Linked DNA regions of Mus musculus: all the other regions are linked to region 1. The links are chromatin contacts, found by Hi-C in ENCODE. All regions are on one chromosome and are shown on one strand. The core of a region is the stretch at or near the end of the contact, and the rest is flanking DNA. Distances in the headings are between cores, read along the strand shown.

Region 1 (3,489 bases), core at 287-2,786:
CGTCACGGTGCAGGCTGGACATTTGTGGGGACCGACTCTACAGTCTCTCTTCACTCTTGGATCTTCTGGCATGTGTCTAAGGAAGGGAACAGGGTTTCTGGGACCTTAAGGGTGCAGCCAGGTTTGGCTGGAAGCTTTGGGTCTCGTTCCTTTCCATAAAGCTTGTGTAGATAACTGTCGCCTCAAATCCCTTTGCTTGCTTTGTTGAGATGACTCTAGATCAGGTAACAGGTGCTCTAGGGATTAAACAAGCAAGAGTCAGGGCTTAGGGAGAGGCCACAAGAAGGAAGGAGAGAGTCAGGTTTTATAAAGCTGTACCTTGACCTCTGAAAGGAAAGCAACACTTCAAATAATTTTAGGATGGGGAAAACGAGGCGTGGAAAGTGTACATATCTTGCCCAAAGACACCCTACCTATATTTAACAGGATCCTGTCCAATTCTAAAAAGTCCCCATACCTACCTACTTCGTTTCCTTCCAGAAGCAGCGTAGCCATTTTGAGACCGCCAGTATTTACCAGCAAAATAAAGTAAATGAGTTTAGCTGCAGTGTGGGAAGGCGAGCTGTGTGGTATTCGGTCAAGGATTAGGAAATAACTATTCTGCACTCTGAGAGTTTATAGGTTTCTAGCTGACACATCATCACAACCAGAGAATGGGGGCAGGCGACACTAAGAAGTTTGCCAGGGGGCAGGGATGCTTCTACTGGGACCAGACTTGTTCAAGTTCACACAGTGCAAATGGCGTTTGCTGGAATGTGAGCCGGAACCTCGGGACATTTGGGGGCTACTCTGTTTCCAAAATCCTCTGCCCCCTTTAGTCAGCGGGGTCTTCAGGTCCAGAGCTGTAGAATTTCTTTGCTCCTGTGTCTCCCAGCGGAGAGCCACATACTGTCAATCCCCAACGCAGCGGGAGAAGACTCGTAGAGCGCTGTTAGTTCCCAAGAGGCTAGAAGGGGTTGAGGACTGGGGAGGGTGGCAGCAGCCTATGGTGTGCATCTTGGATGTGAGAGAGCCCCACCAGCTCGACCCCGGGCGCTGTTCTCGTTTCTGGAGAGGCAAGGCAAAGACCAGGAACACAGGCTGCAATCTAAGCTGCCTTCAGCCCCAGATGTTACGGGCTGGACAGAGCTGATGCGAGTGCGCGTCTAGGCTTGCTCCCGGAGCTTCCCGGTGCTGCGTGCTCGGCCCCAGCTTTTTAAAAAATTCCGGGGCCGCTCCGCGGCGCTGCGATTGGCCGCGGCCGGGTAACCTCTATGCAAATGAGGCCGCGCAGCCTCCGCGTCGCTGGAGACCGGTGGAGTTGTCAAACGAGGAAGGGACATTGGCACCGGGGCTGGGCGGGCTCACCCAGAGCCGGGCCGGCAGGGACCCGCGCACAGCGGTCCGGTGCCTGCGCGTCCTGGAGCAGAAGGGACGCCTCGCCAGCCTCGTAGCCCCCTCCCCTTGCTTTCCCTCCCGCCCCTCCCCCCGCCCGCCTGCCCGCACCACCTTCCACCCAGCCCCGCTCTAAAGGGAGTTCTTGGTTTCCTCCGATTTCTTATGAACCCAGGATGGGCAGCAAGGAAGATGTGGGGAAGGGATGTCCGGCGGCCGGTGGCGTCTCCAGCTTCACCATCCAGTCCATCCTGGGCGGGGGCCCCTCCGAGGCACCGCGGGAGCCCGCCGGGTGGCCAGCCAGGAAACGCAGCCTGTCTGTGTCCTCGGAGGAGGAGGAGCCGGAGGAAGGTTGGAAGGCTCCGGCTTGCTTCTGCCCAGATCCGCACGGCCCCAAGGAGCCAAGCCCTAAGCACCATACCCCCATCCCTTTCCCTTGCCTGGGTAAGGATCGCAGGTCGGGAGTCTGGCCCGAGTGAGCGTGAGCCGATGCGGTGTGTGATTGTCGGAGACGCGGAGCAGGGCATCCCCGGGTCACAGCCGGGCCGCTAGTGGTCCAGGCTAAGGGGAGGGGACTACGCACCCATGGTGCATTCTCGAAAAGGCCGGAAGGGCCGGCGCTGGGGAGAAGTAGAGGAATATTGGGGCGGTAAGGGGAAGACTGGGTAAGGGGAAGGAGGGTGAACCAGAGTGGGCCAGGAACTCTGCGGGCGGTACACAATGCTGGCCAAAATGGTTTCGCACGCCGGGTACTTTCTGTCCTGACTTAGTTCTGCAGGTCTGGTTTGGGTGTTCTGTCAGTCCTGCAGGCTCTATGTCTTTTCCCTCCTCTCGGCCTCTTCTCGAAGTGATTAGTACTCTAAAATGATTGACAGTGCTGAGTTTCAGAGAGGTAAAAGCTAACGGAGGACAGCCAAGGAGTTATGAATAAAATTAGCCCGACTCTCAAAGAAAACGGCCTGTAAAATGATGCTACCTTGTAGAGCTCAGTCCTCAAAGGCAAAAATCACCTTTAAAAAATGGTGTTAATGTCCCCATTCCAGACCCGGTACCACGTTTACTTTTATAAGAGTGGAAGGAGACCCTCCAGCTCGGATTATATGGAACCCTCTTCTGCTGCTTTGAAAGGCCGAGGCTCTGGACTTTGGGCGCTAGCAGGACGCAGTAGAAAAGGAAAGGGTTAGCAATAGGGGAATCAAGGATGCAGGCATCAGTCAACCTCCTTGTCCCCGGCAGAGCTGAGAGTCTTTAAGGCTCATCAACTCCATGGTCATTCTGTTTGTGCTCACTCTTCAGGTACCCCCAAGGGCAGCGGAGGCGCAGGGCCTGCGGCCTCGGAGCGCACGCCATTCCTTTCTCCTTCTCACCCGGACTTTAAGGAAGAGAAGGAGAGGCTTTTGCCGGCGGGCTCGCCTTCTCCGGGCCCGGAGCGGCCACGGGACGGCGGTGCGGAGCGCCAAACCGGAGCGGCCAAGAAGAAGACGCGCACCGTCTTCTCCCGCAGCCAAGTGTACCAGCTCGAGTCTACCTTCGACATGAAACGCTACCTGAGCAGCTCGGAGCGCGCTTGCCTCGCCTCCAGCCTGCAGCTCACCGAGACCCAGGTTAAGACTTGGTTCCAGAATCGCCGCAACAAGTGGAAGCGGCAGCTCTCAGCCGAGCTTGAGGCAGCCAACATGGCACACGCGTCGGCGCAGACTCTCGTGGGCATGCCGCTCGTGTTTCGGGACAGTTCGCTGCTGCGAGTGCCGGTGCCGCGCTCTCTGGCCTTCCCGGCTCCGCTTTATTACCCGAGCAGCAATCTCTCGGCCTTACCGCTCTACAACCTGTACAACAAGCTTGACTACTGACATGCTCGCCCGCCGGCTCCCGGGACGCCCCTGGTCGCCTGCAGCTGCCTGCATAGCCCGGCGCGGTCGGGATCCTTCGCAGAGCTCCGGAGCAGAGCGGCGCGTGTCCAGAAATATTAAGAAATACACCATGTGTATTCGTTATGTCTTATTTATGGCCTCTTTCCTACCTTTTGTTTTGTTTTGTTTTATTTTGTTTTGTTTTGTTTTGAGTATTTATCTGCATTCCTCACGCCAGAGCACCTGCTTTCTACACAAAACCAAA
Region 2 (3,489 bases), core at 607-3,106, 1.0 Mb after region 1:
CCGGAGACCCGGGGTCAATGCCTCGGCCCACCGCATCTAAAAGAGAAGGGGATGGTGACCAGAAGCCCATAACAATTCTACCCAATGGCACTCCCAAACCTTCTTGTCCTCCCAAGAGCACTCAGATTTGCCCTTGATCTAACTCCCAGTTCCTCCCCTCTCCCGACTTTGCCCTCTTGGTTTCTGAATCCACATACCCTAGAGAGCAGATTCGGGAGTACAGTGTCCTTTACAAATCTGCCAGTAAGTAGGCACACAAGAAGTACATGTTGGATGACACCCCGTTTCAAGAAAGTATAGTGACTTTATCAAACCGGGAAGAGCAAAGTCGGCTGTGCATTATGATAGGGAATGTCAAGTGCGTTTACTAGTGCATCTCTCTAGTCCCTAGGAGCCTATGTTGCTGTGCAACTCCTAGCAATTAAAAAAGAAGTTATTAAACCCCCATCCCCCCAAAAAAGAGAAATTCCCCCTTTCCCATCTTCTCTCTCCAGTAGTGTTAATAGAGTTTCAGATTTGTCCGGGGCCTGATCGATAGATGTCATCTATTAAAGGTAAGTTTTAATCGAACAATATTAGGATCAGACAGGGAAAGGGGGTTTGAAGTCAGTACCTGCAAGCTGCGGGCAGGAGATATGCAGGCGCCAGTAATAGAATATCGATCAAGGAGTTAGGGGGAGGGGAGCGCGGCCCCACAGAGAGACCATCCAAACAATTAATCCAGGCCCGCGGCCGGGACCCAAGCCAGGCCACCAGAGGCTTCCGGGGGCCCCAGACAATCACCTCCAAACTTAGGAAGGAGGAGGAGGGGCTGTGCTATATACAGCCCTCCCTGGGACCTGAATCCCTAGACCTTCAGCGTCTCCCCAGATAATCAATCCCATGCTCATGTCCCACTAAGCATGAATCCTGCTATCTTAAGTTCTTCCAGCCACAAACTTTCCGGAACCCTTTCTTTTGTGTCCACCAACTTCAGGGATAAGGGGGAAAGGTCTAGAAGAGAACACCAAAAGCTATTGGGGGTGGGGGCGTCCCCTGTTGAGTCCGGGAAAGAGCATGGGCTCTAAAGATGTTTCCGAGTGGTTGAAAAAAAAGCACCTAATCCGGGGAAGGCCCGAGCCTCGGTTGCCCCATACATAAAATGGGAGTGGTGTTAATGACACTACATAGTTGGAAGGTATTTTCATAACCTTTATCCCAAGCTCCTCGCCCAGGTTCTAGCACGTGGAGAGCACAATACACTTCCATTAGATCAGTGAGCCTGAGCTGTAGTTTATGTGAGCCAGTCAGAGTTGTGGCGCTCATTCACTGAGCAGGTGTTCAGGAAAAAAGCACACACTGGTCCTGGCAATCTCAGCCACGTCCCTACCTCTGTCCTCTTCCAAGTAGGGATGGCTCGCTTCGCACCTGCGCGGGATCACCTTTTCTAGTTCCCAGGCTACCAATAAACCTTGACTACTACACACACACACACACACACACACACACACACACACACACCACTTAGGCTTAAAACCGCCTCACATTCTTACCAGGGGTCTCCTGTGACCCGATTGGATTCCCCGAACAAGCATCTTGCCCTGCTTCCACCTCTTCTAAACTTTTCTTGGCTTCCAGGGCAGCGAGACGCACCGGCGGGAGGGCAGCTCGCGTGAATTTTTGCGGATCCAAGATGTCCAAGACAGAGAAGGAGATCTTGTGGTGAGAGGGGGCCGCCTTGGCCCCGACGTCCTGCCATGCCAACATGCCCGCCTCCCGCGGGCCCGAGGCCAGCCGTACTGGGGTCGGGGCTGGATGCGCTCAGCCGCTGTCTTCTGCAGTGGTTTGGCCACAGCTCTCCAGCCGCGAACTGGAATTTCCCCGCCAAGTGAAGCTGTAGAGGGGGGCAAGGAGGCGGGGCGGGAGGAGAGAAGCGGGGAAGGGGGCGGGGGGGGGGGCTGCTTGAGGATTGGCACTTGAGCTGGCCAGACCCCTTCCACGTGCAGTGAGCGCTTGCAGCCTCCACGAGACTATCCTGGGCAGCCGGAGGGGGGAGGGAGCGCTGACTAGAGGGACCCTCGCGCGCCAATGCGCGCTCCCGGTTCGCCGGGTCACCGTGGCATGCTGTGTGAAAATCTTTCCATGCTGCGGAGACTCGTGAAGGGCGTGAGGGAGGATTCCATCTCCGCTACCTCATCTGCACACACATTCACCTGACTGAAGTTTACTTATTTCTCTTGGGGCACTTGCCATCTTCCTTTGACCTGGCGATGCCACAGAGGCCAGACCTGATTGCTTCGCCATGATGCACGGTGCATCTCAAGCCCCATCCCTGAACCACAGTAAAGGCTTCGGGCACATTTACGTAAAAATTTTAAAGCCTCTGTGCATTTACAGTTTATAAAGCCCTGGGGCTTTCTCACTCTCTTTTGATTTTCTAGGCATTCCCCCCTGTGAGGTGGGTGTGGCCTGGGAACCACAGTCTGTGGTTTCAAACAGAAGGAAAATGAGGTTCAAAGATGAGCGGTGGCGCTACAGATGACAAGAGTCTGGACTGGGCCAAGGTTTTTCAGGTCATCCTGATGGCTTAGGATATGTGTGTGTGTGCGGGGGGGGGGGGGGAACCTTCTTGGAGGGGAGTTTTTTCTTTCCACTCGGAAGACCAGCAGGGCCTGGTCAAAAGGGGTCTATGGAAATACGCCTGCCCAGAGAGCTGAAGGCTTAGGGCTAGGTGGCTTGGCTAAAGGTGAGTATCCCTCCTCGGATACCATTTTCATTGCCTGTCAGGACTTCTCAGTCACAGATTCTATCATTAACATCAGAAATTGACTCTCTGGGTTCCTTTCCCAGCGTGAAGAAGGAAAAGGTTAAAAGATGCCTAGTGGTTTGAATTTAAGACCAGAGATGAGAGCCGATTAAAATGGCCCCATCTGCCCCCCAAGTCTCCAGGGAGGACAGCCGGCATTAGCAGTGAGGGAAAGTCTGCATAGCCACACCCACGGTGATATTCCTTTTTTTTTTTTTAAGGCATTCATTTCAGCGACAAATTCTGAAGCATTAGCCCCTCTGCACAGAACCGCCTTGGAACCCCCCCCCCCCCCCGCCACTTCTTTCTTCTTTGCCCCATGTGGTTCCCAGACAATGTCTTGACAATTAATATTGTCTAAGCAGGTAAGAAGTAGGAAGAGGAGGGGACTCCTCACTAAAGTGCTGGGAGCTGCTCATCCAATCTGTTATTAAAGAGGTGTCCTTGGGGGCTTGCTCCTTGTAGCTTTTCTCATTCAAACCTTTCAGCCCCTCCCAGGGGTGGCCACCATATTCCCTGCCGACTTTAAAGCCTTGCCGAAATTCAAGCCAGCTCCAGACCTAAAGTAAAGACGGAATGAGCTTTTAAAGCTAAGGGAAGGAAGTGCCCAGACCAAGCCCACCAGAACCCCCAACCCCCGACCCCCACCCTTGCCAAGGGAATGCGCGCTTTGTGAAACTCAGGGAAAAGACAACCCAGAGGTC
Region 3 (3,489 bases), core at 671-3,170, 1.0 Mb after region 1:
CGAGCATGTTGAACACCTATGTTTAATTTCAGGCCACCATTATTCCCTTCCCCATTAGCTCACAGGAATATCTCCACAGTACAGTCTCCATTAAGGGCTGCATTTGGAAGAATTTGTTTAGTCTGCCTTATTAAATAACCTTTCCTTAAATTGCTCTAAAAGAAACAGCAGGGTAAAGTCATCCAAAAGCCATTGAAAATCTTCAGCTTGAGAAGTAAATTTGGTTTGGCGCTTGTTAAATATTTACTTTTCTGAGGTAACCATTCACAAATGCAGCCCTTAATTTTTTTTTCTTTTTTTTGGAAGGTCTGTCAACATAAGCTTTGTTTTATGTAACCAATATTCTGGCTAAAATTCACCTCAAGTGCGTCACTGGCAAACAACTAAAGTAACACTACTGGGAAAGGATTGAACCAACTACACCGCACCCTCCACACACCTCCACATCACTACCCATTCATTACTATTTTTAAAAGTATACAGTTTGGGGGCTGGGGAGAAGGCTCGGTGGTTAAGAGCACCGACTGCTCTTCTGAAGGTCCTGAGTTCAAATCCCAGCAACCACATGGGGGCTCACAACCATCCATAATGAAATCTGATGCCCTCTTCTGGAGTGTCTGAAGACAGCTACAGTGTACTTACGTATAATAAATAAATAAATCTAAAAAAAAAAAAAAGTATACAGGTATACAGTTTGGCTCATCCTCAAGAACTCTGCAAAGAGCATAAAATACATATCCATATAACCATAGTAAAAGTAGACCGGAAGGTAAATAGATGAGACAGGAAAAAATACCTTTTAAAATATGTACTAATTAAAGTTTTAGGGGCTGGAAAGATGGCTCAGCAGTTAAGATCACCTACTATGCTTGCAGAAGACCAGAGTTTGGTTCCTAACACCCACATTACATGGCACAACTATCAAGAACTGCTCCAGGGGTATCGAATCCCTCTGGCCTCGGATGGCGCATTCATTCCTGATCACACACATACAATTTAAAGTACAGTTACAAGTTACATAAAATTAATTTACCTACAGACACTAACAAGTTTGATCAAGAAAATTTAGGGTGGAGAAATCAGAGGTTATTCAAGTAGCAAAGCCACTTCATTCCAAAACCACTCCTCCCTTAATATATCTTGACACATCTACAAGGTAAATGTACTCCCGGGCATTGCTGTAGGCCTGAGGCAAGATTTGCTGGCAGCAAGAGCTCCCCACAATTAGACTGGAATTTACTGAGGTTCAACATAGCTTGTCAAAGGCCTAAGGAGGGGGCTCTTCGTGCAGAGAGCCCTGTGGGCCAATCCTTAGCCACCATCTCATCACAGAGTGCACGTCACTTCCTCAATCCTCTTATTTGGTTTAGGACTGAAGAGAAGTGGGGATTGGGGAGGGATGGGTATGATCTGCCACGAGACGTAAAAGCTGCCCAAGGAGCTCGGACTTGGTCCGCATCAGCGCCCCCTCCCGGTGACGCGACCACAAGTTCGCAGTTCTGTCCCCAGGGATCGGGTCCTTCCCTCCTCTTCCCACCCCCACCCCCCACCCACCCCCCGCCAAGCTGCTCGTGGTGCCCCGCGCCCTCAACGCCGCCTTTTCAAAGTCGAGACCTCCAAGGCCCCAGTCCCCTTAGCCGAGTCCCCCGGGGACAGTGAGCCCAAGCCGTGCCCCGCCCGTCCTCACGCCGAGCCCGCCCCACCCCGGGCCTGCGTGGCGCCCTAGACCCGGAGATTCCAGTGTTGCCCCGGCGGAGACTCCAGAACACCGAGTGGGCCCTAGTCGCTCTGGCCCAGCCCCGGCGCGTACGTCGTACCTGACAGCGTCCGCTAAGCGACACTGACTGTACTTCAGCCACGAAGCGCGATGTGGCTGCCCGGCGCGTCAGGTCGTTTAAGACGACGTGTCTGTCCCGCCCCCGCCCGTTCTCTCAGTTCATTGGTTAAGGCGGAGGGCCGCACACCAATCACAAGAGGCTCACTCTCGCCCCACCCACCCGGCCTTGAGCCTCCGGGCGCCAAGTTCTGCTGCCTTCCCCAAGTGCGCAGTCTGCTTTTGTGCCTGTGGCGCTTGAGCTCTGCACTGAACTTGGAGCAGTTCGCTTTCTTTTACCCGAAGGGGAACGGAGGCCCGAAGGAATGGTGGCCTCTCACTGCGTTTCTCTAGCCCAGGGACCTTCCAAAACCTTTCCTGAAAGAGCCTGTTGGGAGCAACATCATATCTTAAATGCTGAAACCACATGACCTTGAACCCTCACGTACCAAAATGACAAAACAGATTACTGATGCTTCTAGTATCATCTCTGCAGCTGTAAAACGCCGCCCGGATGTTATTAACTGTTGTTATAAGTGGTTGGAAATGACAGCTACGCAGTATAGACTTGCCTGCACTCCCTCCACTACCATGGTTAAAACTCAAACCGGAAAAGGATATTGCAGGATAAACACAATCAGAAGGTGCTTAGGTATCATTTTTGTCTATAACGCTCGTTATAAATCAGAAAATATGAAGAGAATAGAAGAGTTATCCAATCCTGTACCAAAAGCTGTAGACCACAGAGGGCCAGTGATTCACTACCTTACACTTCAGGGTCAGGCAGAAAGATTTCACACTCCAGTTTGGAAAGAATGTGTGTGAATAAGAAAGCACAAGGATGGAGGGACTGGCACACCAGGGAGAGCCACTGTCAGTCCACGTATCCAGGGCTAGATGTGGGGTTTCTAGAACCCCAAAGAGAGAGGAGTTTGAGGAAAGACTACTTGGAGGGAGCCAGGAGCCTAAGGAGTCTGTTAAGACTGGTGGTAGTAGTGGTGGTGGTGCACACCTTTAATCCCAGGACTCAGGAGGCAGAGGCAGGTGGATCTCTATGAGTTCTAGGCCAGCCTGGTCTACAGAGAGAGTTCCAGGGCAGCCAGAGGTACAGAGAGAAACCCTGACTTGAGAAAACAAGAGAAAAGACAATCCCCACAAACTAGCCTCCCTAGACACAGAGCAAGATCAGAAAGAGGAGGAAAAGAAAGTGGGATGGGAAAGAGCAGAGGAAATGGTTCAGTAGGTAAAGTGATTGTTGGGCAAGCATAAAGAGACCAGAGTTCAGGTCCCCAGAGCCTACATAAACGCTGAGTGGGCATCGAGACCCATCTGAAATCCCAGCGTTCAGGGAGGTAGAGACAGGACAATTCCTAGAGCTCTGGGTTCAAGTGAGAAACCCAGGCTCAATTAAATATATTTAAATACGTAGGAATCAATCATGGAAGACACCAGACCTTGTGTACCCACACTCATGCAAACACTGGTACACAAACACACCAGACACATGTAAAGACAAACAAAAGAAGACCCAGGTAGAGAGACAAATAGAAGACATTCAACAGCCATAGCAGGGAATGTCTTAGTTGACCTGGTCAGTAGGGGCAAGAAAGTAGTGTGGGCTCAGAGATAGAGCAGTGAATCCAATATCCTCAGGAGCACTGAGCAAGCCTACTGGG

Evidence for each region. Hi-C counts contacts between places; a loop is a spot of excess contacts on that map.
Region 2: a loop to region 1 is called in a map of ES-E14, with 5 times the contacts of the local background. The contact joins the promoter of Nkx1-2 here to the promoter of Hmx2 in region 1. A Hi-C loop is called at or near these places in 3 of 37 maps with a recorded cell type or tissue (ES-E14 and mouse embryonic stem cell).
Region 3: a loop to region 1 is called in a map of T-helper 17 cell, with 2.5 times the contacts of the local background. The contact joins the promoter of Oat here to the promoter of Hmx2 in region 1. A Hi-C loop is called at or near these places in 2 of 37 maps with a recorded cell type or tissue (T-helper 17 cell and T-helper 2 cell).

The regions. Positions count from the first base shown.
Region 1 is chr7:131,552,757-131,556,245 of GRCm38, forward strand. Hmx2 (H6 homeobox 2) reads left to right here and starts at 1,537. Exons shown (of 2, transcript NM_145998.4): 1 at 1,537-1,818; 2 at 2,671-3,489. The coding sequence starts at 1,551. The coding sequence ends at 3,224.
Region 2 is chr7:132,597,781-132,601,269 of GRCm38, forward strand. Nkx1-2 (NK1 homeobox 2) reads right to left here and starts at 1,857. Exons shown (of 2, transcript NM_009123.2): 1 at 1,533-1,857; 2 at 1-36. The coding sequence starts at 1,746.
Region 3 is chr7:132,574,478-132,577,966 of GRCm38, forward strand. Oat (ornithine aminotransferase) reads right to left here and starts at 1,921. Exons shown (of 10, transcript NM_016978.2): 1 at 1,818-1,921.